2 separate regions of the Homo sapiens genome follow, and region 1 is linked to region 2. Evidence: read pairs that join two places in POLR2A ChIA-PET (ENCODE). Cell type or tissue: GM12878. All regions are shown on one strand. Links, peaks and the distances in the headings refer to the core of each region. The heading gives the core; the rest is flanking DNA.

Region 1 (14,789 bases), core at 2,887-10,886, 58 kb after region 2:
TCAGGTCCCAGGTCACAAGCTGTCATCTCAGTGAGGCGTCCTCTGACTAGCCTTCCCAAAACAGCGGTGCACACCCCACCCACAACCCATCCTGTCATCTTCTAGGCCCTTGTCCTGCTTTGTCTTCCTCCATAATGCTTAATACCATTCCATATCTTTATACGTTTATTATTGCTCTCCTTTCACTACATCAGAAGCTTTTGAGGATTTTACTCACTGCTGTCCCCTAGCCCCCAGAAAGGTGCCTGGCACATAGGAAGCACTCAATAAATGTTGTTGAGTAAATAAATATACATATGCAATTTCTCATAAATGGAATTAAATTGTTAATGCTACTTTGTAAGCTTGCCTTTTTCACACAACATTTGTCCTAGGCATTCTCCTTCTTAGTAAGTAGCAATTGCCATCATCCTTTATACTAACTGCTGGAAGTCCATTGTATGGATGCACCATAATTTCTTCACCAGTTCCTATGGGTGGGCATGACAGTGACTGTCCTCATACGTACCTCTTTACTCCCCTTATTCCGTTATGAATCTGACACTTTAAAAATATGATAATGAGGCAAGGATGCATTATTTTTCTCCCTTTTCATATTTTATTTGTTTGTTTAGAAATGTTTATACATTTTTCTCTCATTTCCCAAGGTCTCAGAACCTTTGGTTAAGGTATCCCATACCCTGGCATTCTATTATATTTTTCTTTCATATTTTTTTCCTACTTACAGATTGTTTGGTCATGACCAATGCTTTTGATAGAGGGTAGTCAGCTTGGACCAAGTTATAAAATCATTCTTTTCAAGTGTGAGGGGTGCTGTGTTGGAGATCCCTGATTCCTATTCTTTGGAGAAGTTGGTCCCCAGAGGGAGAAACCTGAAGGGACTCTCAGCATGGAGGGACCCACAGGGCTCTACAATGGTCCACGCAGGGCTGTGGGTCCACCAGAGGCTGTTCCATTGCAGCCACTCCCGTAACAGGTCCCCTGTGTGTTTGCAGGAAAGGTCTGGGTTCCTAAGCAGAAGCCACTGGATCCTGTGCTGGAAAGTGTGACGCTGGAACCGGAGCTGGAGGAAGCCTTGGCAAATGCTTCAGATGCAGAACTCTGTGACATTGCAGGTAAGAGGCGTTCCAGGAGCTTTCCACATCCTCCAGAAGGATTTGACCCACATCTGCAGGGAGCCTTGTAGGGCTCATTTCAGCATGAACACCTTCTCTATTTCTAACAAGAACTAGAGGAGACCGAGAGTGTTCAAACAACAATCCATTCTCAAAAACCAAAACAAGGAAAATAGAGAGAAAACCACGCAAACCCACCACACCAGGGAGCCATCTGCTGTTGCCATGAGACCCCATGCCAGAGGGACGTGGGTGTATCTCAGGGAGAGCCCACAGACGCCCTTTCCCAGCCATTAGCGTTGAATCCTGCCCAAACCATTTGGGAAGAGAGGATAGAGGGAAAACAGACAGAGGGCCTCTGGTTTCTTTGGCTTGGGAGGCTCACTAAGGGCTTGATTTTTACAACTTTGCACTTTGCCTGCAGTTGGCTCAGTGAGCCGGCTTTGAGGGGTCACCCTTGTATATCGCATATTTGCCCCATGCCCTCCATCTTCATATGTGTTTCCATATGATCTTCAAAAACTACCCCCAAAACTCCAGAAGGTGGCCTGATATTCAGAGCCCTTTGCCCCACTCCCTGCCTCCCCCGACTTCTCTGCTGCTCCTGTCTAGTTTCTGTCCCACTGCTGTGGTGTTCCATCCCCACAGGAAGGTCAGGCTCTGGCCACATCCGGCACCTTGTGCACTCCCTCCCCACCTACTGTGCTCTCTGATCCAGGGAGTGGGTGGGTTTTTATTCTGCAGGCTTGGAGACTGCTAATCATAGCCCAGGTGATGGCAGGAGGGTGGGCGGGGTGGGGAAAGGCTCGAGGCAGGTGGGCAGGGGAGAGGGTAGAAGGGGATGCCTGTGACTGATTGGCTGTGAGAGTGAGGTAGAAGAGTGAAGCAGGGTAACCTCAGACACTAAGTGGTGTCGGTGCCATTAGTGATGGATGGCAAGGGAGGAGCAGGAAGAGGGGAGATACAGAGTTCAGTTTACAACCTGTGGCACTTGAGGCACCTGTGGGCCACCCAAGTAGGGTCAGTTGTATAGGAAGTTCTGGAGTGCTACAGGAGGTTCCCATTCAAGATAGAGATTTGGGCATCATTAGTGTTGTCAAGCTCCAGAAAGAATACATGGCCCTTGTAGAAGCCTTTGGTGGTGGGGGTTGGGGGCGGGGGTGCAAATCGTGGGAATGGGGCAAAGCTGGAATGTGGATCAGTTAGCCACAAATAGGCTGAGAACCAAAGGCCAAATCAAGATGGGCAGAATTGGATGCAGGAGCCACAGAGACAGAGTGAGGGTTCAGGGCTGGCCAGGAGACTCAGAGGCATGTAAGCCCAGAGGCCACGGCGGAGGTGGGAGGGCACCAGCACCAGCACCAGGGACTTGACAGGCCACAGCTGCCTTCTGCGACTTGTGAGTAGTGTTGTGCATGACTTTGGTGACATTCGTTCAGGGGTGGGGGAGCCACTGGGGGATGTGCAGGGGCAGTGAGAAGACTCAACTATACACAAGGGGCACTCTGGGTGGTGACAGGTGAAGCCAGGTCTGGGGGACCTGAGGAGTGAATGCGGAAAGCCAGTGTGTAGATCCCAAGTCCAGACAGCCCTTTCCTCAGGAGACAGGGAATTTGAAGGACAAAGGGCAATGGCTTGAAGGGTATTGGGACTGAGAGAGAATGGTTTTCCCTTTCACTATGAAGTACAGAAGCAGTGAGTGCTTCACCCAGCTGGGAAGGTAGCACTTAACTCCGGAACCTAGTTTGCTAGGGCAGGGATTTATTCTGTCAGAAGCCACACGAGTCACAGTAGATCCTCCATTGAGCCCGTATATTATACATCACACTTCAACCAAACCATCTCCCCGAAGTCCCTTGAGGTCGGGTTAATCTGTGAGGCAGGGAGGTGGCTGATGCCTTGGTGCGGCATCTCCACATGGACTGGGGCTGTTTTTACCCTGGACTTTCTCCTCCAATCACGCTTCATGACGTCACTCCCCTCATTAGGCAGCTCAAAGGGATTATCAAATGACTGCCGGCGCCTGCGGTTCCTGTGCCAGGTCAGAGCTGCAACTCTGTGCTACGTTTCTGTGTGGCTTTCTTGAAACTACTTCTCTTTATTTTTGTTGGCGTGGCTATTTATTGTTATCTGTAACGACGCAATATGCTGCCGAAGTCTGGGAAGGAGAGGGGAGCTGTAAGTCTACACCAGTGTTAACTGGCTAACCTTGGATGCCTGTCATTTGATGTTGGACATTTGAAAGATGGCAGCATCTCTGGGGAAGGAGGGACTGAACACTTTTGACCACCTACCATGTCCCAGGTTCTATGTGAGTTGCTCTCAAGACCTTATTGCATTTATTGACCAAAACAATCCTATGAAGGAAATTTTATTACTGTCCCCATTTTATGGATGGAGAAAGTAGGCAAGGTGTGGTTAAATGCCTTGCCCAAAGGGTTTAAACCCAGGCAACTTCATTCTAGGGCCTATGTGCAGCATCATCACCCAGTGTCACCTGAGTGAAGCCCTCCAGGGTAGGGGAGGACACAGAGCACAGAGGGTAGGCAACAGAGGGTGATGGGCAAGGCTGGAGAAGTTGGCTGGGGACCCGGGGAGGGGGTCACATTAGAAAAGGCTCTGGATGCCACACCAAGGAGATGAAACTTGGGACTAGGGGCATGAAGGAGAGCTAGATGGAAGCAGGAGTTTGAGTGGAGAGGAGGGGGTGTTCTGGAGGATGGGGGAATGGAGGAGGCAGGCCTTCGATGAGGCCGAGGCCTGGGCAGAGCTGTGAGATTGCATCTGAGATGCAGCTTCACCAAGAGCCCAGCTGTTCCTAGTGCCGGCTCAGAGGCCGAGCAGCTGAGATGGTACCAGTCTTTCTAGCCTGAGGCAGCAGAAAACAGGCTGGGTGGCTGATGAGGAGTGCTCTGCCGAGAGCTGACTTCAGAAACTCCGCATGAGATGAAGGCTGGACTTCGAACATGGTGTTGGAGGTGCTGGGCGGAGCAGGCCCACCAGAGAGTGGTGGGTGGTTGGAGCCTTTTTCACAGAGCGGGTGACTGGGACCAAGAGTGTGGGTAACTCACTGGAGGAAGAAGAGTAGGGAGAGGAGGACATGGGGCGTCCAGGTCACCTGTAGTTGGTATGGCCTGTCTCCCAAGTGGAACATTTCCATCAGCTCAGCTCTGGCTTGCTCACTCACACACACAGTCAGTGCTGTCCATTTAGTCTCTGGACTAGGCTCTGGCAAAAGAATGGTAAGAAAACAGCCCAGTTTCCACCCTCACAGAGTCTACATTAAACAAACACCAGGTAAGTATGAAATGACAAATGAGAGTGAGCGTCTGAACAGAATCAGTACAGCGTGTGAGGGAGGCACTTGGGGTAGGGCTGGGGGAGACCAGGGAAGAGCTATGGAGAAGAGCCTAGGAGCAGAAGAGTAGCAGTGAGAAAGTGCGGAGAAGGTCCAGGGCTTGGGAGCGGCAGGAGGAGCGGTTCCGGGCTGGGGAGGGCAGGCCCCTCTGAACGGAGTGGCCTGGCAGGCTTGCTATCTGCTGATGGGAGGAGCCTGGAGGGCAAGCTCAGGTGTGCCCTCCTAACTCAGGTGTGACACGGGTGAGATGCATCACTCATGTATTCACCTAACTGCTCACTAAGCCAGTGCACATTATTGAACTCCTACTGTATACTAGGATGAACAGGAGCCAGTCCTTGCCTTTGGGAGGCCCAGGAGGTGATGAGGAGGACAGACGAGAAACATGTATTTTTTTTTTAACCTTAAAATCTTTTATCACTTCAACATGTAGATTTCAACATTAAAAGCGTCCCTGCTGGGCAACAAGCAGAGTGCACAGGTTCCTGGCAGGGCTAAGTTCTTGGCGCATAGCCTACAGGGTTGTAGGTCAGAGGCTGCTGGGAGTCAGCAAGCACTTGTAATTCGCAGTGCCTCCCCTGCCCACTCAGGGAGGTGATGCTGGCTGGCTTTAGGGACCCTTCAGGTGGGGCAGAACCCAGGAAGGAAGTGGGGTAGGGAGACTCATCGTTTAGATGGGACAGCCTCGGGCCACTCACCCCCAAGGGCAGTTGGCAACCTGGGGGTCTTGCAGCTATCAGAGACAGGCTTAGCCAGGCCACCCCCTGGCTTCTGGCTACTTCCGTGTGCTTAGGCACCTGTCCTGCTACCCTGCCAGTGGCAGGGTGTATCTTATCCAGGAGCAGCTCAACTGCATCCAAGTCCTGGGCTGGAGCCAGTTTCTCCCACCTGTCCCTGGGATGCAGGAGAACATCTTCCAGCCATCTGCCCAGAGCCAGCCCGAGCAGCTGGCAGCAGGAGGAGCCGGGGATGTGTGCTGTTATCTCTCTGCGTCCTGAGTGGAATTACCAAATGAGTGAACTCTGCCAAGGCAGGGAGAGGAAACAGAACTCAATGTTCTTTTTCAGAGTTCAAAAATAGTCCTTTTTGAGTTTTGAGGAAGATCTAGACTTAAAAAAAAAAAAAAATCAAGTTCCCCAGTGCTAAATTCAGCCTTGCCAATATCTACAAAGAATGAAGCAACAGGCAATGTTGATGTGCCGTTTTCTCCCGTCACTCACTTCTGTTGACGTGGAGTGTGGCACAAAACCAAGTGAGAGGGAAAGTTGCGATTTTGTGCCTAGGGCTGGCAGAAGGTAATACTAGCCCCAGGCATTCTGCCCATCAGTGGAAATCTAGCTGGGCCCTTCCCTTCCTTCCTCTTTCCCTCCTTTCTTCTTTTCGTCCTTCCTTTTTGTAATTCTAATTTCCTCTGAGCTGCAAAATGGTTTTATTTCTTCTTAGCCCTGCTGTTAACATATGTAACCTCCTAGAATAAATATATGTTATCTGTCCTTAGGATGCCAAAGTCAAAGGGAAGTTTTAGAACTTTAGAACTGCTAGTGACCTAGTGAATGAGAATACTAACTTAAAAGCCACAAGAGTCTTTGCTGTATGGTTTTGGCGAACCATTTCCCTCTTGAGCTTGCTGGAAAAGTTGGGGGTGGGGGGTCTACCACAGCTACCCTGGATGCTGTTTGTTTGTTTGTTTGTTTGTTTGTTTTTAGACAGAGTCTCACTCTGTTGCCCAGGCTGGAGTGCAGTGGCGTGATCTCGGCTCACTGTAACCTCCACCTCCCAGGTTCAAGCAATTCTCCTGCCTCAGCCTCCCAAGTAGCTGGGATCACGGGCGTGTGCCACCATGCCCTGCTAATTTTTGTATTTTTAGTAGAGACGGGGTTTCACCATGTTGGCCAGGCTGGTCTTGAACTCCTGGCCTCAAGAGATCCACCCACCTCGGCCTCCCAAAGTGCTGGGATTACAGGCATGAGCCACTGTGCCCAGCCCCTGGATACTTACTGTAAAAGTCAAACAGGATAAAAACATGAGAAATTGTTGTGTCACTAAGTCCTATGGGTAGGTAAGAGATCAGTTTAAACACTCCATTTTACAGGTGAGAAAACTGAGCGTCCCCCCAGCCCCCAAAAAGGAAGTGACCTATACAGGGTTACCCAGAAAATTCATACCAAGGCTCAGCCTGAAATGCAGGTCTGCTTCCTCTTGGTCTCCCAGCAGTCTCGTGTAACTTCACCGCCTCCATCCCTTTTCTAGACCATCACAGGAAGCTGGCATCTGTGTGCCAAATGCACTTTCTATTTTCCACCTCTCTCCACTCTAAGCCACACCAGTCAGCCATATGAGGCTACATCTTTTATATGATCCCCGCAAAACCTGTACGAAACCCCAGCACATCCCAGAACCCCCGTGAGCTGCTCCGTGGGAGCTGGAGAGCCTGCCCCAGAATGGGACTCCTTCTTGGTGATCTGATTCACCTGCTGCTGACTCAGGCCTCAGCTTCTGTTGCCCACGTAGATGCAGCCTAAATTAAAACCCACGAGAGCTTGAAAAAATGCAGATGCCTCTCTCCCCACCAGTTCTCTTAGTGATGAACAAGCAAGTCTAATTTTAGCAGAGAAGAATCTTAGAATGTGAGAAACAGAAAGGACTTTGAGATCATCTCATCTTGTGGTTTTCGACTCTCACTCAGCAACAGAATCACCTGAGGAGGTTTAAAAAAAAAAAAATCGGCCGGGCGTGGTGGCTCAAGCCTGTATCCCAGCACTTTGGAAGTCCAAGACAGGCGGGTTACTTGAGGGCAGGAGTTCAAGACCAGCCCGGGCAACATGGTGAAACCCCGTCTCTACTAAAAATACAAAAATTAGCTGGACGTGGTGGCACGTGTCTGTAATCCCAGCTACTTGGGAGGCTGAGGCAGGAGAATCGCTTGAGTCCGGGAGGTGGAGGTTGCAGCGAGCCAAGATCATGCCATTGCACTCCAGCCTGTGCCACAGAGCGAGACTCCGCCTCAAAAATTTAAAAAAAAAAAAAAAAAAAAAAATATATATATATATATATATATATATATATGTCTATCTATCTATCTATCTATCTATCTCCAGAGATTCTGATTGGTTGGTCCAGGATGGAGAGAGGCACTGATATGGTCTTAAAGCTCCCTGGGTGATCCATGTGTGCAGCCTTGACCGAGAGCCACTGGTCTTGTCTCAAGCCCTCATTGGAAAGAGAGGTTGAAGCCTAGACAGGGGAGGAGAACTGCCCAAGGTCACACTGACATCAGGGGCATGGTCAGGGCTGGAACTTGGGTTTCCTGACTCTTCATTAAGGGCTCCCATATTGTCTCTCTAACAGGAAACCATATCTAATCAAGTGACTTGGATATTTTTTAAAAAATCACCACCAAATATTTGCTAAATACCGTATTCAGGGAGAGGTGGAAGAGAAAATATCCTTCTCTGACCTCCAGAAGCCTACAGTCTAGTAGCAGAAGCAGACGTGTATCTAGATATGTCTAACACCACATAGATTCTGAGGCATACACCAGGTGCTGTGGGAGAATTAGAAAGGGAGAGGAGGAATCCAGGAAGACTCCCTGGAGGAGGAAGAGTTACTCCTAGTCTTGAAGGATAGGGCCATAGAGTTGTTAGATAAAATACAGTATGATCAATTGAATTCAAATTTCAGAGAACAACAAATATGTCCCAATATTGAATGGGGCGTACTTAGCTAAAAAAAAATCTGGTGTTGGCCGGGCGAGGTGGCTCACGCCTGCAATCCCAGCACTTTGGGAGGTCAAGGTGGTGGATCAAGAAGTCAGGAGTTCAAGACCAACCTGGCCAAGTTGGTGAAACCCTGTCTTTACTAAAAATACAAAAATTAGCCGGACGACAAAAAATACAATATTTTTTGTATTGTATATATATATATATAAAGTATTTATATATTGTATATATAAAAAATACAAAAATTACAGGATGACACTCCTGTAATCCCAGCTACTCGGGAGGCTGAGGCAGAGAATTCCTTAAATCTGGGAGGTGGAGTTTACTGTGAGCCGAGATCTCGCCACTGCACTCCAGCCTGGGCAACAGAGCGAGACTCCATCTCAAAAAAAAAAATTTGTTGTTTATCTAAAATTCCAAGTCAAGTGGGTGCAGAGAATCACCAGCAGAAGGGAGAGTACTAGCAAAAGCAGGAGCAGCTATGAGCAGGGGCTGTTTGTGTAGCTGGAGCAGAGAAGCTGTTGGGAGGGGGAGTGCAACAACACTGGTGAGGTGGGGCCAGCCCAGGGAAGGCCTGTGAAGCCAGGCTCTGGGTTTGGATTTGGCTGTACAAGCCACTGTCCTCCCATCTGGACAGCTGCAACAGCCTCACAGCTCTGCAGCCACATCCATCTCTCCCCTCTGTAGTGAGTTCTCAACACAATAATCAGAACTCAGGTCAGACCATCTCACTTCCTGCTCAAGCCTCTAATGGCTTCCCAGGCTGTTCCTAGGAAAAGACACCCGAACTCCTTACTCAGCCTAGAAGACCCTGTAGAATCTGACCTTGCCTAGGTGAATAAAATCTACTCCAGAGGGTTATTGGGCAGATCAAGGAGGGGAGTGTCAGGCAATGGTTCTCAACCTTGGCTGCTCATTGAAACCATCCAGGGAGCTTTAAAAATGCAGGTGCCTGAGCTCCACCCCCAGATATTTTGGGTTAATTGGTCTAGGGTGGGACTGGGCATCAGGAATTTCAACAGATCCCCAGGTGATTCCAGTGTGCAGCCAAATTGGGAATGATGGATACAAAGTGTCTTCCCTGGCCCAGAGCATGTGCTCAGTGAGAGGGGTGGTGTTGCCATGCGTCTGATTATTACCGCCACACATCCAGCTTCTATCCTGTTTCCCCCAGCAGTGATTGTCACAGCTGTGTCATCACTGGTGTCCTGGCCTTGGCCTCTTCCTACTCTCCACCTCCCAACATGCAGCACAGAGCAGCTGGAAAGGTCTTTCCTGAAATGCCAACCTGACCTTCCTCCCTCACTGGCCTGCCACTCTCTGAACCTCGAGGCTTTCCCACCTGCATTCCTCTGCCTGTAATGTTCTATAGCCCTTCTCTTAACTTGACCAACACTTACTCCTCCTTTGCATCCCAAGTTCCTCTTTTATGCTGTCTTAGGACTGAACTTTTTCCTCTACCACACTCAGCATACCCTGTGCTGGTTTTTCATTGTGTGGGAACTTGCTTGGCTCCTCTCTCCCCCAGCACACTTTCAGCTCCATGAGCGGAGACCCAGTCTTTCTTATTCTCCACTGTCCCCACCAGAGCCTAGCACACAGTGCTGGGGTGGGCCTCATTACATGTTGAACAAATGAATGGATGAAAGAATGGCTGAGCACGGGAGCAATAAGATCAGGTTGGCATTTCCAGAAAGAGCTTTCCAGCTGCTTTGTGCTGCATGCTGGGAGGTAGAGGGAAGGAAGAGGCCAAGACCAAGACACCCGTGATGACACAGCTGTGACAATACAGCCAAAGAATGATCAGGCCTCCATTAGGATGGAGATGATGGGATGGGAGGGGGACAGATCTCAGAGACACTGGGATGGTCAAATGGGCTTATGGGGAGAAGGTGCCACATTCCCTGATGTTTTACCCTGAGGGACAGGCAGGATGACAAGATGGAAAGAGAGCCTTCCAAAGAAAGAGGCTGTCACTGGAAAGAGCCATTCTGGTTTGGCCACGTTGAGCTGGATGTGCCAGCAGGACATCAGGGAATCAGAGGCCAGGGGCAGAGCAGCCTGGGCTGGGGCTGGGGATTTCAGAGTCACATCAATAGAGGTGAGAGTAAAAGTAAAATAAAATTTTGAAGTTTTCATGCAAGTGTTTCTTGCCATTTCTGTGAGCCAGAGTTCCCGGGGTTTGGAGTGTGGGTCCCTAGGAGGCTCTTCTGTCTGCAGAGGCACATCATGAGCCCTTCCCTTGTCCCTGCAGCGATCCTGGGCATGCACACGCTCATGAGTAACCAGCAGTACTACCAGGCCCTGAGCAGCAGCTCCATCATGAACAAGGAGGGGCTCAACAGTGAGTATGCGCCCGCCCCCAGGAGGGACCTCATGCTTCTTGCTTCCTCCACTCACTGATGTTCTCTGGCTCATTGCAGAAGTTTTAACATGTTATATAGCCAAATCTGTTCATCCTTTCCTTTGAGTCTCCTGGGATTTGTGTCTTGTTTACAAAGGCCTTCTCTATCCCAGTATTATAGAAATGTTCTCCTATATTTTCTTCTAAAAGTTTTAGAGATTTACTTTTTATATTCAACTTTTTCTTTTTTTAGACAGGGTCTTGCTCTGTCAGCCAGGCTGGAGTGCATTGGCACAATCTTGACACACTGCAGCCTGGACCTCCTGGGCTTAAGCGATCCTCCCACCTCTGCCTCCTGAGTAGCTGAGGCTACAGGTGTATGCCAGCATGCCTGGCTAATTTTGTTTATTTTGTATGGAGATGAGGTCACACCATTGCCCAGACTGGTCTCGAACTCCTGGACTCAAGCAATCCTCCTGCCTCAGCCTCCCAAAGTGCTGGGATTACAGGCATGAGCCACCACACCTGGCCTTATATTCAACTTCTTAATCTACCTGGAGTTCATGTTTGTGTGTGCTGTGGGATGAGACCAAACTTTCATTTTTTCGAATTAATATCCAGTGGTCCCAACACCATTCCTTGCAAGATTTATCCTTTCCCCACTAGTTTGGGGCCTGCCTTTATCATCCACATGGATCTGTTTCTAGGTGCCTCCTCTGTTTCATGAGCCCTTTTGTCCTTTCCTGTGCCAATATTGCATTGCCTTAATTACTCCACTGCATTGTTCCAAAGCTGGCATTTTGGCCCCAAACAGAAATGAGGCTGCCAAAAAAAATAATTATTCCTCCCTCTGGAAGATTGATGCATTTCTTTCCCATCCGGGCTTCATCTTAGCCTCCCAAGAGTCCACTGAGGTCATGAGCCCCGGGAAAATGACTAGCCCTGCCTTACAGATGTAGACCCAAGGTTCAGAGAGTTTAAGTAATTCACCCAGTTCTTGCAGGACGTCAAAGGCAGAGTCCAAGTAGAACCCCAGCCTCCTGGCTCCCTTGCGGGGCTTCTTCTGAGTGGTGCCCCCTACCCCCACCCAGCCCCTGTGATGTGCAGCCCTCACGTGCCCCAACCCTGCACATGCTCCCTTCCACAGTATCTTTGTGTTGGCAGAAAGTGAGCCCCTTGTTTCTGTGAGCCACCTCCCTTTCATCGGTCACTCTAGGCGTGATTAAACCCACACAATACAAGCCTGTGCCCGACGAAGAACCAAATTCAACAGACGTAGAGGAAACGCTGGAACGGATAAAGAACAACGACCCAAAACTTGAAGAAGTTAACCTCAATAATATCCGGGTAAGGTCCATTTATTTCACTTTACCTGTGTGTGGCTGGGGGAGGGGGAACCATGTCACCCAAATGCAAACGGTCCAGGGTTGGTTGTGCAGAGTAAACAGGGTCCTGTTTGGATTCTGGGTGTTTCTGCATTGGGAATAGGGACAAAACCTTTGCAAATGGGAGCCTTTAAGAGGGGTGGGCAGTGTAAACAAGTGCATCTGGCAGTCCTGGTTTCTTTCTGAGGATGATATCAGGCCCAGATGTTTAGCACGGGCCAACCCAGCTTTGATCTGGAAACCTGCCACGTTATTCAAAACACTGAGAGATTCTCCGAGATAAAATCATGAGTCAGACACACGCTGCTGCATGGGATCTCAAGGCTGGAAAAGTCCGGTGCCCACTAGGCTCGGGGGTAACACAGGCCCTGGGCAGGCCCCTCCCCTGTGCCATCGCTGCTGCTATATCACGTTCATATTCAGCCTTGTTTTACAGCCACAGAAGGGAGCTGTTGGCCAAAATGTCCAAAGCGATATCCCAAGCTGTCTGCCCTTTTCTCTGTGCACATTTCCTTATGTGATCCCGGGGCAGGGGAGGGACAGGTGGACAGGCAGTCTCACCCTGAACAGGCCGCCGCAGGAAGAATTCAGAGACAAATGCAGCTTTCTACCCACCTGCTGAGCCCAGAGACCAGTGGATTAGTTCTGGGAGGGGGGTGGGGGTAAGACTAGAAGCCAGCCCCCCATGCCCCTGCTCCACTTTCTTTCCTTCTCCACTTTATTTTAAGCAGCTGCCAGCCCCACGGCACCATCAGATTGGAAACCTGCACCCTAGTGTTCACCCCCACCTGGCCTCCCCATGCTCTGCTCCCATGGGAGCTAAAGTGACGCTCTGAGAGATTGGTAAAAACACAGCCATGTTTTCTTTCATGTGCCCAGTAGGAGACATTGGCACAATTCAGAATGCTGCCCACTGGCAGTGAATGCTGCCTCAGGGCCACATGAGGGATGGAATCTCCCTGTGAGGCCCCAGCCTCCTCTGGGCCTCAGTTTCTCCTCTGCACTGTGAGCCTGTTGGACCAGATCAGTGGTTTTCACCTGAGAAGATTAAAAAATATATACCAACGCCCAGGCCTGACCCTAGAGATTCTGATTCTATTGTTCTGGGCCGGCCCAAGCATCACCATTTTGTAAAAGTTCCCCAGGAGTCTCTGATGTGCCGCTGGAGCAGAGACCCCCTGGGGTAGATGTCTCTTAAAGAGTATCATATGCAACCCCCTTACCTGTTTTCCAGAAACAGGGCCAGAGAGGGCAGGAGGCTTCCACAGAGACACCTAGCAAGTCAGGAACATTGCCGATCATTGGGACCAAGGCCAGGTTCCAGCCCCTCTCACACCCCTAGTCCTAGCTCTTTGCACAATACTACACGCCTTAATTTTTGCCTCTTCTCTGGCCCCCAAGTGCACAAAGAAAGAGGTTACAGGTCTTATCTGAAATTTTCAGGGAGGATTTTCTAAATCTGTTTACCAGAAAGTTCTCCCCAGATTTCAGTCGTCCGGGACAAAGCCTAAACCTTTTGCCCATTCAGCTTTTTGGCCAGAGACTTGCCAGGAATCAGAGAGTAGCCAGGCTAATCCACCTGCCTCAGCCTGTCCCAGAGGAGGCTTCTGGTCACTCTCTCTGTTGCCTTTCTTTGTGCAGAATATCCCCATCCCCACCCTCAAGGCATATGCAGAAGCCCTGAAAGAAAACTCATATGTGAAGAAGTTCAGCATCGTGGGGACACGGAGTAATGACCCCGTGGCGTATGTATGTACCTTTCTGTTCTGTTGCATTGTGGCTGGGGGCCTTGAAACAGAAGGGTTGAAATATGTGGCCTCAGGACTGGTTGTATCCCACTAACAAAGAGCTCTATGTGGTACAGTGGAAGGCATTGGACCAGGAGCCATGAGGGGTGTAGAGGGAACAGCCATCACCTGGCACCACCTACACGTCATCCTGGCCAATCCTCACACCCACTTCTGGTCTCAGATGTGCAGTTCTCCCCACTTTGCACTTAAAAAATCTAGGGTTCGGAGAGGTCAGGCAACTTGTTTTGTCCAGTCACACAGCAAGTGAGAGGTGGACCTGCAAGTCCAGTGCAGTCACGTGACCCCTAAATCTTCACTCGGCACATCATATTAGAACAAGAGCCTGCCCTTCCCTGTTCCTCAGTTTTTCCATCTCTAAAATCAATGGTTTTGGTTGGGCGCAGTGGCTCACACCTGCAATTCCAGCACTTTGGGAGGTCAAGACGGGTGGATCACTTGAGGTCAGAAGTTCGAGACCAGCCTGGCCAACATGGTGAAACCCCGTCTCTACTAAAAGTATAAAAATTACCTGGGCTTGGTGGTGCATGCCTGTAATCCCAGCTACTCGGGAGGCTGAAGCAGGAGAAGCACTTGAGCCCAGGAGGCGGAGGTTGTAGTGAGCCGAGATTGCACCACTATACTCCAGCTTGGGCGACAGAGCGAGGCTCCATCACAAAATAAATAAATAAATAAATAAAAATTTAAAAAAATAAAAATGATGGTTTCATCAGCAGGTCCCAATGACCAATTTTATTTTATAAGTCTCAAAAGATATTTCTGATCAAATTAAATTGTACTTACTCTGAAGTAGCCATCAACTCTTCTTTTTAAACATCCAGCACATATGTATTGAGAGTCTCTCTGTGCCCAACGCTGAATTAGGTTCTGGGAATACAATTGTGACCAGTCTCAGCTTCCACTTTCATAAAGATTCTGGTCCATTTGGCCAAGCAGACAACTAAAGGGTAACAGTACAGTGCAATTACTGCAAAGCTAGATTCCTGCAAGAAGGGCAGAAGCTAGTTTATCAGGGCTAGTAATTAACCATTTAGTAGCAATCGATTTTTTTCTGATTCTT
Region 2 (14,789 bases), core at 2,191-10,190:
TAGGTGAGATCAGCTGATTTGCCTAAGACCACACCACCCGATAGAGGAAAAGCTGGGAATAGTAACTGAGTCTGTTGACTTTCAATTCAGTGCTTTTCCCACGATGCTGTGTATAATTTTAAATAACTATACTGTAAATGAATCATACAATAATTCTTTTTTTTTATGATATTTGGTCCATCAGAAAAAAAATTTTTAATGAAAGAAATGTCATTTAATATGATATTGATATTTTATTCTGTTATTAGTTTAAATATGCATATACTTTATGGGGGTTGTACAGTAGTCATTATTACCTCATTTTATAATACAATGTTAAGTCTCAAATGAAACTTGTTTTTTAGTTAAAGATTTCCAGAGTGACTCCATTCAGAGTAGAAAAACTATAAGCTGGAGTGTTTTAAGATTGTTCAGTAACCGTTTTTCAGTTCAGGCAAGTCTAACCTGGGATGCTTAAGTTACTTTGGAATTGACTAAATAATTTTCCATCATAATGGATCAAAGAAAAGCTCCTTTGACTCCTCACTGCTCCCTCTTCTTCCTCTCTTCCTCCTAGGAGTGAAGTGCAACCAGTGGTCTGAGGAGGCTTCTATGGTGTTTCGAAATCATGTGGAGAAGAAACCTCTGGTGGCACTGGTGCAGACAGTCATTGAAAATGCTAACCCTTGGGACCGGAAAGTAGTGGTCTACTTAGTGGACACATCGTTGCCAGACACCGATACCTGGATTCATGATTTTATGTCAGAGTATCTGATAGAGCTTTCAAAAGTTAATTAATGACTGCCTCTGAAACCTTGACAACTAATTCAGATTTTTTAGCAATAACAAAATGTAGTAGGCTTAAAAAAAATCTTAACTCTGCTACATGGCTCTGACTGCTGTGGGGGATTGAAAAGAATATGCTTATGTTTGATGAAAGATATTTAACAAGTTTTGTTTTAACAGAGTTGACTTTTCAAAGAAAATTGTACTTGAATTATTACTATAATATTAGAATAAAAATGTTTATCAATATAAAAGCTGACTACCTTTTAATTTCTAGGCTTCATGATCTTAAGATGAAAGCTTCCGTTTCATGTTGTCTTCCTTGCAGAGCTGGGTTCTTCTCCAGTGAAGCTGAGACTATTATGACTTAACTCTACCCTGATGTAGTAGTGTATCTCAAAGCAAGTGATCACCAAAGCATGTGAGGACTTATCCTGAGTCTTAACACATCAGCATTTCTAGAGGAGCAGCCCAGGCAAACCAACGTGACCCTCAACCCAAATCTTGAGTGGCTTCTCTTCTCATTGCCCACAGAGTCCAGCTAGGACCCAGGCTTTCTACAATCCTCCTACCCAACCTCCTTATCTACCACTCCCTGCCACACTGTACCTTTATTTGGTCACTGAACCCCTGCTTATTCCATTCTGTCAACCTGCATCTCATTCTCCTCCCATCATTTTTGCTTGTCAGTGTCCTGCCTGACCTCCTGGGCCAACCATGAAGCTTTCTCTGGTACCCCTTTCTACTCCATCGTACTTTGATCATGCCTCTCTTGGTGCCCATATGTCACTGTGTTTTATAGTATATGACTAGTCTGTGCACCGATTACCCCAGCTAGATCATGGTCTCCCTGAAAGAGGGACGGGTCTTAGTCATCTCCGGTGATATACCAGTAAATGTTTGACAACTGGTTCTGTTGAGTGGGGAGCTGAGCCTTGATTTGTAGTGTCTGAAAATTCTCATATTGTAAATGGTCCCACCATTGTTGATTTTCAGCTAATAATATGACAAGACTGAATGTGGAGTTGGGAAGAGACTCACCTAAGCAGCTCTTGAGACCGCATATGACAGGCTCTCCAGCACACCACCGTCTGAGCATCCACAGCCGTCAGAATGGCATCTTACACACATCAGGCACTCCTTTTGTGCTTGCTAATTGATGGGCAGATAGATTGGCAGACAGGTTATAGGCTTTAGCAGTGGTCCAAAGATGAGGTGGGGAGGCCCTGGACTAAGAGTGGAGCAATGGTGTTGAAGAAAAAGTGTTGATGACCTTGTAAAGTTTTTAATTACAATTATTAGACAGCTTAGATACAGATTGGGAAGAGTGAAGCCAAGTCTTAAGGTATGAGAGCCTAGGACCTTACTCAGATGGAGTGGGGGAGTGGGAAGCTTAAAAATTTGATTTTGAACACACTGAATTTGAGCTAATAGACTTCCATGTGAAGATATGCAGAATCTTGGAAATGTGGAATAAACTTCAGGGGCAAAAACCAGGCTGGAAATAAAAATTCTCAATGTCATTTGTTTGTTTTTATTTGAGAAAAATCCAGAAACAAATGAGAACAGAAAGAGGAAGGTAGAGACCAAATATTTGAAGTTTTTCATTTTAAACATGTCAAAATTATCTCTAGCTTTTTAAAACTCAGTATTTACAACAAGTGATTCAAAATTCAGGAGTGCTGAATGCCAGTGATTTATCACTTATGATGAAATAAAAATATCCCAACACAGAAATGTTTAAGTGAAATAAACTGGTATGTTTTTAATAATTGTTTCATTCTCTAATAAAAAAATGGAAAAATCCTCAAATTGTCTACAGGTTAGGAAAAGGTTTCTATTTCACTGACTTTAGAAATGTTTCCATTACTTTTATTTATTTATTTATTTATTTATTTATTTATTTATTTTTTGCAAGGCAGAAGAATTTTTCTTAGTACAGAACAAAATGGAGTCTCCCATGTCTACTTCTTTCTACACAGACACAGCAACAATCTGATTTCTCTTTCCTTTCCCCACACTTCCCCCGCTTCCACTCGACAAAACCGCCATCGTCATCATGGCCCGTTCTCAATGAGCTGCTGGGTACACTTCCCAGATGGGGTGGCGGCCGGGCAGAGGGGCCCCCCCACCTCCCAGACAGGGCGGCTGGGCAGAGGCGCCCCCCCACCTCCCTCCCGGACGGGGCGGCTGGCCGGGCGGGGGCTGCCCCCCACCTCCTGGAGGGGGCGTCTGCTGGGCGGAGACGCTCCTCACTTCCCAGATGGGGCGGCTGCCAGGCGGAGGGGCTCCTCACTTCTCAGACGGGGCGGCTGGGCAGAGACGCTCCTCACCTCCCAGACGGGGTGGTGGTCGGGCAGAGACACTCCTCAGTTTCCAGACGGGGTCGCGGCGGGGCAGAGGCGCTTCTCACATCCCAGACGGGGCAGTGGGGCAGAGGCGCTCCCCACATCTCAGACGATGGGCGGCCGGGCAGAGACGCTCCTCACTTCCTAGACGGGATGGCGGCCGGGAAGAGGCGCTCCTCACTTCCCAGACTGGGCTGCTGGGCAGAGGGGCTCCTCACATCCTAGACGATGGGTGGCCAGGCAGAGATGCTCCTCACTTCCCAGACGGGGTGGCGGCCGGGCAGAGGCTGCAATCTCGGCACTTTGGGAGGCCAAGGCAGGCGGCTGGGAGGTGGAGGTTATAGCGAGCCGAGATCACGCCACTGCACTCCAGCCTGGGCAACATTGAGCACTGAGTGAGCGAGACTCCGTCTGCAATCCCGGCACCTCGGGAGGCCGAGGCTAGCAGATCACTCGTGGTTAGGAGCTGGAGACCAGCCCGGCCAACATGGCGAAACCCCATCTCCACCAAAAAAATACGAAAACCAGTCAGGCGTGGCGGCGTGCGCCTGCAATCCCAGGCACTCGGCAGGCTGAAGCAGGAGAATCAGGCAGGGAGGTTGCAGTGAGCCGAGATGGCGGCACTACAGTCCAGCCTCCGCTGGGCATCAGAGGGAGACCGTGGAGAGAGAGGGAGAGGGAGAGGGAGACTGTGGGGAGAGGGAGAGGGGGAGGGGGAGGGGGAGGAGTCCATTACTTTTTAAAATAAAGCAATAGATTGTTTCTTGATGTAACCACAAAATTAGTGCTAAGTCAGTGTGACACAAACAAATGAAATGTGAATGAACCCTTCCTCATACCATATTCAAAAGTCAATTCCAGATGGATTGAAAACCTAAACATTGGCCGGGCATGGTGGCTCATGCCTGTAATCCCAGCACTTTGAGGTGGGCGGATCACTTAAGGCCAGGAGTTTGAGACCAGCCTGGGCAACGTGGCAAAACCCTGTCTTTACCAAAAAATTAGCTGGATGTGGTGGTGCACAACTGTAGTTCTAGCTATTCAGGAGGCTGAGGTGGGAGGATCACCTGAGCCTGGGAGGCAGAGGTTGTAGTGAGCCGAGATCGCGCCACTGCACTCCAGCCTGGATGACAGAGACCCTGTCTCAAAAAAAAAAAACAAACAAACAAAAAAAAAAAACAAAAAACTAAACATGAGGCTGGGCACAGTGGCTCGCGCCTGTAATACCAGCACTTTGGGAGGCTGAGGCGGGAGGATTGCTTGAGCATAGGAGTTTCAGACCAGCCTGGGCAATATAGCAAGTCCCCTATCTCTACAAAAAACATTTTTTTAAATAGCTGGGCATGGTGGCTCATGCCTGTAATCCCAGCACTTTGAGGGGCTGATGTGGGGGTTAAGGGGTTGGCTTGAGCCCAGGAGGTTGAGGCTGCAATGAGCCGTGATCACACCACTTTACTCCAGCCTGGCCAACAAAGCGCAAGACTCTATCTCAAAAACAAAAACAAAAACAAACAAACAAAAAACCTAAACATGAAAGGCTAAGGTGGGAAGATAACATAGGAAGATAACTTTATAACCCAGGAACAGGAAAGAGTTCTTAAACAGGACACAGAGTGCTGCCAATAAGGGAAAAGATTGCCAGACTGTATTTAAGAACACCTGTTTATCAAAATACGTTAATAAGGTGAAAAGGCAAAAGAGTGGAATATAACTGAGGATACACACACCATTGAATCTATTCAATACACAGGACTATCCAGAAGAAAAATGGACAATAAATCTGAACAATTCACAAAACAAATCCAACTGGCCAATAAATATGAAGTGATACTCAACACATTAGGATATAGGGAAATGCAAGTTTGAACCTCAATGAGATACCATTACTCACATATCAGAATTTCTAAAGTGTTTCAATTTTTGTAACTTCAAGTGTTGTTGAAGATGGGAAACTGCACTGTACAATGGTACTATAACTTTGGAAGAGTTCAGGCTTATCTCTGCCGAAGTTGAGGTTAGGCTTTCTCTATCACCCAGCACTTCCAACAGCAGGCTGTGCGCGTGGACAGGAGGATTCTGGCAAGGAATGTTCGCAGCAGCACTATTTGTAATAGCTAAAACCTGGAAACAACCTAAATGCCCATTAATAGTCAAATGGATTTTTTTTTAAACTGTGGCATATTCATACAGTGAAAAACTACAGCTGCATAAAACCACAGATTAACAACAGATTTGAACAAATGAAGACATACTACAGAGGGAAGAAAAAAAACAAGGACATGATCACCGTAAGGGTCAAGAAAGTGATCATCTTTAGAAGGGAGTTGGGACCCAGGAGGGACAGGTTGGCTTCTGGGCTGTAGGCAATGTTCTCTGAGTGACTGGTTGCACAGGTGTTCACGTTGTAAAAAGTCATGAAGCTGCACATTTATTTTGTTTACACATACAACATAACTTATGTTGTATGTTCTTATATGTTCGATTCACAACAAAAATGTTTTAAAATAATCTGAAATATTAGATCACTGCTTATTTTTAAATGTATGGCATATACCCCTTGAAAAGAGCGTTCTCATTGTGAGGACTTTAGAGAAATTCATTTTCTTGAGAAACAAAATTTGGTTAATGAGTGTTTCTCATTAATAATCTATACATCAGGATTAAGAGCTGATTTTATTAAGGTCTACCCTACCAAAAGCTTTCCCATAATAATCCAAAATAAGACGTTTTCCTATTTCTATATAAATTCCTTTGCATGAGACATTTGTTTATTAAAACACTTAAAATTGTATTTGGAATAAACCACCTAAAGTGGTTTGTTCTGAAAAAAAAAAAAAAAAAAAAAAGCCTTTTAAGAACTTGGGTCTTTTTGTTGTGGTCATTTAAAATCAGTATTTTAGACACTCCACTCGCTCTCAGTGTAGAGAGAATGTATTCGATTGCGTGTTGGAACTACGTGTAGACAAAACGATCGCGGTTAAAGCTTGCGGCTCAGAGCCCACCTGGCCGCGCTGCTGGGAAACGGACGGAGCGGCGCTTCAATCAGAGGTGAAGGTGCAGCAGCTGCTTAGCTGGCTTTGGTCCATCACTTCTGGGGACTTCAGATTCTCAAAATCTTAAATTCTAAACCCCACAGGAATGCAAATCTGCCCACCTTTTCCCACATAACTCTACCGTCGCTCAAACTCTTCCTGGTACCAGCGGGGAAGCGGAGGAGACCCAGGCAGGGGCCCGCGCTCGCTCGGCTGCAGCCCGACTCCCCTGCGCTCCCGGCCCAGGGCCGCGTCCCGACGGGGAAGTGCGCTGCGCCCGGGCGCCCCCGAGTGGAGGGGGGGGGAAGGAGGGAGCCGGCGGCGGGCGGGGCGGGGCGCGGTGACAGCCGAGCCGGGCCCGCCCCTGGCTCCCACCCCCGAGCCCACAGCTCCCGCCCGCCCGCGGCCGCCCGGGAGCTCGTCCAGCCCCGCGCTGCGCTCGCCCGCCCGCTGCCCGCCGGAGCACCGCGGCCTCCGCCCGCGTCCATCTGCCCGCCGCCCGCGCCTGTTCCGCAGCCCGCGTCCGCGCCGGCCCCACAGCTCTGCGTCCGGGTAAGCCCCCACCCCGCCTGGGGTCCCCCTCGCGCTCGCGGGGCTCCCTGCCCCCGCTCCGGGGCCTCAGCCATATCTGGGCAAAATATTCAGCTGTCGCCGCCGCCGCCAAGAGGGACTGAGCGTGGCTCCCTCTATAAATAGCTGCCGCCTCGGGTTGCCTCTGGGGCTAGGGAGCCCGGGTCTCGGGGTTCCGAGCCCAGCGCTCCCGTCCCCGCCTCCCCGCGCGCGCAGCCCTGGCCAGGGCGCCCTCCGCTCTGGACCTCCGCACCGCGTCTGTGAACGCGAGAAGGACCCGGGGTTCTGGAGGAGACGGCGCCCCGGGCTGGGGTCCTGGCGGAGGGGCGCCCCCGCCACCCGCAGGACTCCAGCGCGGCGGGGCTCTGAGCCCGCGGGGTGCTCAGCTGGGTACAGGTGCCAGCCGGAGCTGGGCTCGGGGGCGCGGCCTCTTCTCCGCCTGCAAGAGTCTGGGGGTGGGAGTGGGGGAGTAAAGGCTCGACTGGACGTGGATCCCAGGTTCGCGCTGAGAGTGTTTGGGGCAGGTGAAGTTTCCCAAACTGGGAGAGACAAGGTTTAAAGCACCACGACACGCGCTACGCGGCCAAGTGGAGCTGGAAAGAGCTTGGAGGCGGGAGCCCCAGGTTGTCGCCGGCTCTCGGCATGGCCTTGGCAATCCCCCTCTTGTTTCTGGATCTCAGTCTCCCATTTGTAGGGGCGAGGTTTGGTAGCCGCGATGGAGCTGGGAGCCCAAGCCCTGAGAGCTGCAGGGCGCGCTCTTGGCCGCCTGCGCTCCCCACACCTGTTCACCCTCTCCGGGCCTGGGACGCTGGGGTCCCAGCCGCGCACATGCGGAGACGCTGCAGAAATCGGAGACTGACTGCCCCAGACTCGATCGTATCCTGGGACTCACTAAGGCCGTCGGATATCCTAAGCCGTACAACCCTAGGAAGTGCACTTTTGGGGTGCCTATGGGCATCTCTCTGCTCCGTAGCCGGCAAAGCAGCCTGTGAGCCACGCAGCTTCAGATGCGATGAGCTGGGCAGGGGCAGTGGTTCCAGTACAGCCGCTCCCTGGCCACAGTTTCCCGGTCTATATCGGGCCTATGATGCGTCCTCCAACCTGCGCAGCGCCGCCCCCTCCTACACCCTTCACCCACCGCTACTATTACAGACCCTGTCTCCAGCCCTCGCCCTATGCCCTCAGACTCTCGGAGACGACCTGGCCCAAGCTCCTCCGTGTCTGAATCGCAGAACCAGACCCTGAACCCAGGTGCTGGGCCCTCAGCGTGAGAACCCCTAGGGCCCCCACCCCATCTTTCTTCCAGAGGTGACTGCCATTTTGTCCTCTGTGCAGGGCCGCAGAGCCCCCTGCTCAAGGTCACACAGGGCCGGTCACGCCAGAAGTTCTGCAGTCTCCCAGCCTTTCCCATCTCTTTCCGCACCCTTCCCACTGCTCAGGCAGGTCCGGGAGCTCTGGGAGCACCCGATCAATGCCCCCTCTTCTTGAATCTGCTGCTGTTCTGGACTTTACCTTGTCTGGACAATAGCGCCCTCATCCTGAAGTTTCCTTTTTGCTTCTACTTTACTTTCTGTTATGTGTTTTTTTCTAAAGCCATCTCAAAGACTTACAGAAAAAAGAATTAACGGGAAATGGAGTCAGATAATAAAGTTTCCATCAGTTAGAGCCACACAACCAACAGGCAGAGTGAAAACAAGAATACTGTCACTTTGGTGTATTATCTTTAATGAGCTAGTCTTACAAACCCGTGTTTTAGAGAGTCATTGACCCTTGAGTTTCTCCCAGCCTAAGATGAAAGCCAGTGTCCTCTAAAAATAGCCTCCGCCCCACCTTATCAGGGTCTCACACCTTCTCCCTCCTTCAGGGTAGGGCGTTTTCTTGCAGCTCAGCAAAAACAGAAAACACAAAGTAGGTGTGGCAGCTCTGAGCAATGGGAGGTGGACTGGCCTGGAGGTTAGGATATCTGGCTCCAGCCCCAACTCTGCCACCCACTCAGAGGAACCTTGAGCAATGAGGGGGCAGACAAGGTGGTCTCTAGTGGACCTGGAGTGGAGAGGGCTTAGAGTCTTCCTTGGAAGCCTTTCTAGCATGACCCATCCTGTAAGGAGGAGCTGGGGAAGGAGTGAGAGACAGTGGCTTTCCCAGGTGCCAAGGGAGGACAGAGGTGGGCAGTGTCACTTGCTGTGGAGAGACAGGAGTAGGGGGATGAGGACTGGGAAAAGACCATCAGGATTGGCAGGGATCATGAGTGACTTAGACCAGGGTATTGCAGCAGGCTCAAAAAATGAGATCTGCCAGTGACCCAGCCTGTCTGAGCCTCGTTTTCTCCTCATACAATGGAGACAACAATAGCCCCATTTCATAGGGGCTGCTTGTGAGAATTAAGTGAGATGATTCAGGGCAAGCCCTCAGCCCAGAGCCTGATATTGCAATGATAGTATTCGTTGTGGTGAGGGGGAAAGGCAGGAGCTAACAGGAGCTGAAGAAGTTCTCCACTTCTTCAGGCTGTAGGCTGAAGAAGGCTCTCAACAGAGCCAGCAACTCTTTCTAAAAGCTTGGATGAGAAAGGAAGGGAGAGGGAAGGTAGCAGGAACTGAGGACAAGGAACAGAAGGGAGGCAGGCATTCTAGGATAAAGAGTATGGCAAGTAGTGAGAAGAACCCAGGAGAGGGGAGAGAGTTAAAGGGGAATCTAAAAGGTGTGCCCATAATGAGGATTGGGGACCTTCCTTAGTGACTTGCAGAATGTCACAGACTCTGCAGGTGGCCTTCATCCCCTGGAATGAGCAAAAAAAGGTAAAACGAAGCAGATCCTGGCTCAGACCCCTATGTCTCTGGCAGACCAGTATCTGCGATGGAGGATGGTGATGGGCTGTGAAGAGTGTTTTGACCCTGCTCTGGGGCCTCATAACCTTGGCTTATTTATTTCTGAAATGACATCATCTATCGATGACTCCTGCTGAGCCCGGTCGTAATGGCCTTTTCCAGTCAATGTTTTGACTTTTCAGTCTTACTAATGGACCAGCCAGGCTGCCAACATTTCTAAAGAGGCCAGTTTACTTTTCCCTTAAAGCCAGAACACCAGATAAATCAATTATTGGGCTGCTAGGAGCCATTATCAGTTTAAAACCACAGGCCTGTTTCTATGGAAAAGCATGAACCAGATAGCACAATTCCGGGCCATTTCCTCTCTTTTGTTTTGTTTTGTAAAATCTTCCTTTGGCTAATCATGATAGAACCTAATTCTCTTTGCTCTTAATGAGAGAATGAGCTCATTGGAGTCAACTTAGGACACGGTCTGGGAGGTTTTCTTTCGTGTTAGGTGTTGCTGGGTTTTTGTCTGATCTGAAAAACTAAACAAACTCAAGCATGCCTTTTGTTTCTCCTTCTCTTATGTCCTTTTGGTTTTCTTTCAGAGAAAAAAATGATTTGTGAAAGGGTTGGACATTACCATCTGTGAGGAGGAAAGAGGGAGGGAGAGGGAGACAAGGGCTTGCGTCCGTCCACGCATGTCCATCCCTGTCTCAGTTCATGTTCTCAGGGGCCCCAGCCTCAGGCCCCACTCACTCTGGGGCTTCAAGGGTGGTGACCCCAGGGCCGTTTCTAGCGATGATTCTGGAGGGTGATGAGTTGTGACCACTGCGTTGTTGCTCTCCATGCCCAAAGGAATGAAGGAAAGCAGAACTGCCTCTGGGCATCCTTCAGCCTCCTTCATAGACTCATCGCTGCTGCCCATCGCTTTGCTGTTGGTGCCTTGGTGCCACTCCTACCCCTATTCTCTTTCCACCGCACACTCTCACAGTCTCATTCACTCCCACGACTCCAGTCACCTCCCAACTCCCTAATTCTTGCATCAAGCTGGACTGTGCTCCTCATCTATAGACATCTCTGCCTCCTGATTCCTTTCTCTTCACCACCCCATTCATTTGCCCACCAAGTCCTGTCAATGCTACCTTCCTTAATTTCTCTTACATCCATTTCTATCGCCACATCCAGTACCCCAGTAAGGACTTCCTCTCTCCCCTAAGCTGCTCTCAGAGCCTCTTAAAGGTATTTCTGCCTCAAGTCATTCCTTCTTCCATGCTGCTCTTAAAAGATCTTCACCTGCGTCAATTGTCTCCCTTCAGGGACTCCCCATTTCCTAAGGGATAAAGACCAGATTCATTAGCCTCTAAGACCGGGCCTCAAGCTACTTCTCCAAAATCATCTCTAGGCACTCCTCCAAATTCTCTTTACCTTCTGGCCATGGCAAAAGCATGCTGTGCCTTCATGCCTCCCTGCCTTTCCCCTGCTGTTCTTTCGGCCTTCAGTGCTGTTCTCCCTCTTCTCAGTCTGTGAACTTGTAATCACCCTTAAAAGCAAAGTTCTTCATTGATTTACCTGTACCCCCACAGCCCCCTGTGCCAACTCAGAGCACCAGCCAGAGTGTGTTCTAAATGGAACCACCCAATGATGTATCTCTGTCTCTGGCTAGACTAAAAGCTCCCTGAGGACGAGGTTTCTGACTCATTTATTTCTGCTTCCCCATGTGCAGCTCAGAGCTTAATGTGTGACATAGTACAGGCACTTCAGGTTTTAATAAATGGCTGACCACCGAATGAATGAATGAATGCATGAAATAAATGAATGAAGGCTCTGTGATAACCAGGACAGTCACACAACACCAACCAGCATTTACAGCATGTTCTCCTACCCGACCAAATCATCAGCTCTATGAGGGCAGAGACCACACCTATTCTGCTCCCCACTGCCAGCTCTCCAGCTCCTATCAGCCCCATCATGATACGTAGCTAGTGTGAATCCAAGAGCTCATTTGAAATTCACAGTAACCCCATGAGGGAGGAACAGCAAGTATTGTTACCTACCTTTTGTAATGGGACAGTGAACCCTAGTAGGAATTGTCCCAGGTCATCCAATTCCAGAAAACTGAAGTGCTCTCCAGGGTTTGACAAACTTGAGAAATGAGTCTTCTTGTTTTATATCCGTGCTTCTCTAACTTTAATGTGCATTGAAATTACTTGGGATCTTTTCAGAAATGCAGATTCTGGTTCAGTAGGTATGAGATGGGGCTTGAGAGTCTGAGTTTCTAAAAAGCTCCTTGCTTCTAATAAGCTCTAATAAGTTGATTAGAAAATAAACTTAATAATTCCTAATAAGCTCTAATAAACATCTAGTCAGGTGGTGTTGACTAGTATCTACAAACCACCACATTTTGAACACCAAGGTGAGTGCTAGTTACCACAAAGCTTCCTCCTGGCCATTGCATTAAGATAGTGGATTTTTAAATCTACAAATGAATTCATTTGTGCCTTGGATCAAAATCAAGGGCTCTTTCTGGTCAGCAAACTTCTTGCAAGTTTGGATCTATGAGCACAAGATGGGTGCCTGGGCAGTGCTGGGATGGGAACCTGAGACACCTGAGACCCTGAGACATCAAAACCACTCAGAAGTGTGCAAAGTGAAGGTAAGAGAGAGGGAGACGTGAGGACAGACTTCCTCCATGCAAACCAAGAGAGATTTAAAAATTCAGAATGGATAGCAACATTGCACGCATTTGCTTATTATGGTTTTACATTGTATTCCACTTACAGCATTAAAAAGGCTTGAGATGGCTTAAAAAATAAACTACATGACCAATGCAACTAGTAAGAACAGAAATTCTAGAAAGACAGGCAGAAACCCTGAAGATTAAGATCACGAAACTCCTGGAGAATCTGATTAGAGCTTATGAATTCTTGCTCCACAAAAATGAATATATTCATATACACAACAATTTGCATATCATTTCAGTGGGTGTGTGATTCCCCTGAAGCCTATTCAAAAGTCCGGGTTAAGAGCACCCGATACAGAGAATAAAGAGAGAAAATTATGCCAGTGCCCTGGCTGAAGATGACAACTGTATTTGGACACTCAAATTGGCTCTGAGATGACTCATGGCAGCCAAGGGGAAAGGGGGGGACAAGATGAATGGGAGGACTCTTGGTGTCTGATAGTAGAAGGAAGAACATCAATCAGTCTTTCAGGAGAGGGAACTATTTTCTTAACCCCAATCCTCAGTATATTGTCAAGACAGGCCACTAGACAGAGGGCATAGTAGTTAAGGCGGACTCCGGATCAGTCTGCACAAGGCCAGGGAACCTAGGAGCAATGAAGGGCAGACTCAAATCCTTCATTAGTCCTTTGGGGGGCCTTAAATAGCAATTGACACATAATGAAACACAATCTATCTTCCTGATTCACACACACACACACACACACACACACACACACACACACACACACACAGACTCTGGAGACCACCTTGCTGGATTCAAATCCAAGGTCTACTAGTTACTGGCTCTGTAATCTCAGGTAACTTTTAACATTTCTTTCTTTCTTTTTTTTTTGAGACAGAGTCTCGCTCTGTCACCCAGGCTGGAGGGCAGTGGGGCGATCTCAGCTCACTGCAACCTCCGCCTCCCAGGTTCAAGCAATTCTCCTATCTCAGCCTCCCGAGTAGCTGGGACTACAGGTGCACACCACCACACCTGGCAAATTTTTGTATTTTTTAGTAGAGATGGGGTTTCGCCATGTTGGTCAGGCTGGTCTCGAACTCCTGACCTCAGGTGATCCACCCACCTCGGCCTCCCACAGTGCTGGAATTACAGGTGCGAGCCACCGTACCCAGCCAACTTTTAACATTTCTGTGCCTGGTGTCCCCATCTATAAACTGGGGTTGTTGTGGGGATGAAATTAGTTCTTATATGTAAAATGCTTAAGACGTGCCTGGGATATTATGTAAGCGTGAGCTGTTATATTATGGGAAGGTGGCAGCATGGAGTACTGGTAATGAGTACTGATGGCCTGCCTGGATGTAAATCCTGGCTCTACCACTTATTAGCTTTGTGACCTTGGTCAGTGTACTTACTGGGTTAAACAGGGTCCCCCCCAAAAGTCATGCCCACCTAGCACCCCAGAATGTGACCTTTCTCTGGAAATATGGTCTTTACAAATGTAATTAATGAAGTTAAAATGAGGTCACACTGGATTAGGGTACGTCCTAACTACCCTATGACTGGTGTCTTAAGAAGAAGAGTGGACACACGCCCTTAAAAAGGCTTGAGATGGCTTAAAATAAACCTATATAGGCAGCATAACTAGTAAGAACAGATGATGATAGAGTCAGAGATTGGAGTGATGTGGCTGCAAACCAAGGACTGTCAGGGATGGCCAGCAGACACCAGAAGGTAGGAATGAGGCATGGAACAGATTCCCCGTCAAAGCCTCCAGATGGAATCAACCCTGCTGACACCTCGATTTTGGACTTCTGGTCCTCTGAACTGAGACAGAGTAAATCTCTGTTGTTTTAAGCCATCCAGTTTGTGGTCATTTATTATGGCAGCCCTATAAATCTAACATAGTCTGCACTTCTTCATCTGTAAAATGGGGATAATAAAAGTATCTGCTTCACAATTATTAAGACTGCAAGAAATAATCCATGTAAAGAGCTTAGCATTGTGCCTGGTATGCAGTAAGAACAAAACAAAGCTTCTATTATAAGGTACAGTGACAAGTGGCCAACAGTAGCCTCAAGGATGGTGTTAATAGTAGTCTGTTGTATGTCTCTAATTTATTTACTCAATGTCTTATTGAATTTTTATGCCGTTTTGGGGGTTTTGGGTTTTTCTTCGCTAATAGAGGTTTTTTTTTTTGTTTTTTGTTTTTTTTTTAGACAAGGTCTCACTCTTTCACCCAGGCTGGAGTGCAGTGGCTCACTGCAACCTCCACCTTCTGGGCTCAAGTGGTCCTCCCCCAAACCCCAGAAGCTGGGACCACAGGTGCATGCCACCATGCCCAGCTAATTTTTTGTATTTTTAGGCGAGACGGGGTTTCACCATGTTGCCCAGGCTGGTCTTGAACTGAAAAAGGGTATACCAATGTAACTTCTCTTCTGTGTGAGGACACTGGTCTCCCCACATCTTGTCAACACTGGGAATTCTCAGACTTTTAAATCTCTGTCAATCTGATAGAACTGATATCTCCTTCCACAATTTGCTTTTTTATAATTATAAGTGAGTTTTGTTATTATTTATATG

Evidence for each region. Peaks named below come from ENCODE experiments on the same cell type or tissue, not always from the same donor. Only the 100,000 strongest peaks of a DNase experiment are listed, where the experiment ranks them.
Region 1: POLR2A ChIA-PET joins it to region 2 with 30 read pairs; 7 of 35 experiments call an interaction of 5 or more read pairs at or near these places.

What each region holds. Positions count from the first base shown.
Region 1 is chr9:97,552,286-97,567,074 of GRCh38, forward strand. TMOD1 (tropomodulin 1) reads left to right here. Exons shown (of 10, transcript NM_003275.4): 4 at 996-1,115; 5 at 10,447-10,536; 6 at 11,753-11,883; 7 at 13,563-13,670. Among named protein-coding and RNA genes, the nearest start is that of TMOD1-AS1, 43 kb to the left of the region's middle. RefSeq lists enhancers at 3,464-3,965, 4,674-5,175, 6,729-6,838, 6,849-7,268. In GM12878, for the core only: no CTCF peak of the experiment used is centred there; a DNase peak (open chromatin) is centred at 7,016; H3K4me3 peaks cover 825 bases; H3K27ac peaks cover 2,791 bases.
Region 2 is chr9:97,495,107-97,509,895 of GRCh38, forward strand. It overlaps TMOD1 (tropomodulin 1), which reads left to right and starts at 6,560. Exons shown (of 10, transcript NM_003275.4): 1 at 6,560-6,697. TDRD7 (tudor domain containing 7) reads left to right here. Exons shown (of 17, transcript NM_014290.3): 17 at 557-1,019. The coding sequence ends at 777. RefSeq lists a silencer at 6,377-7,096, an enhancer at 8,483-8,627 and a cis regulatory region at 8,546-8,563. In GM12878, for the core only: CTCF peaks have their summits at 6,417 (motif pointing left), 7,458 and 8,250; a DNase peak (open chromatin) is centred at 6,107; H3K4me3 peaks cover 3,638 bases; H3K27ac peaks cover 3,185 bases.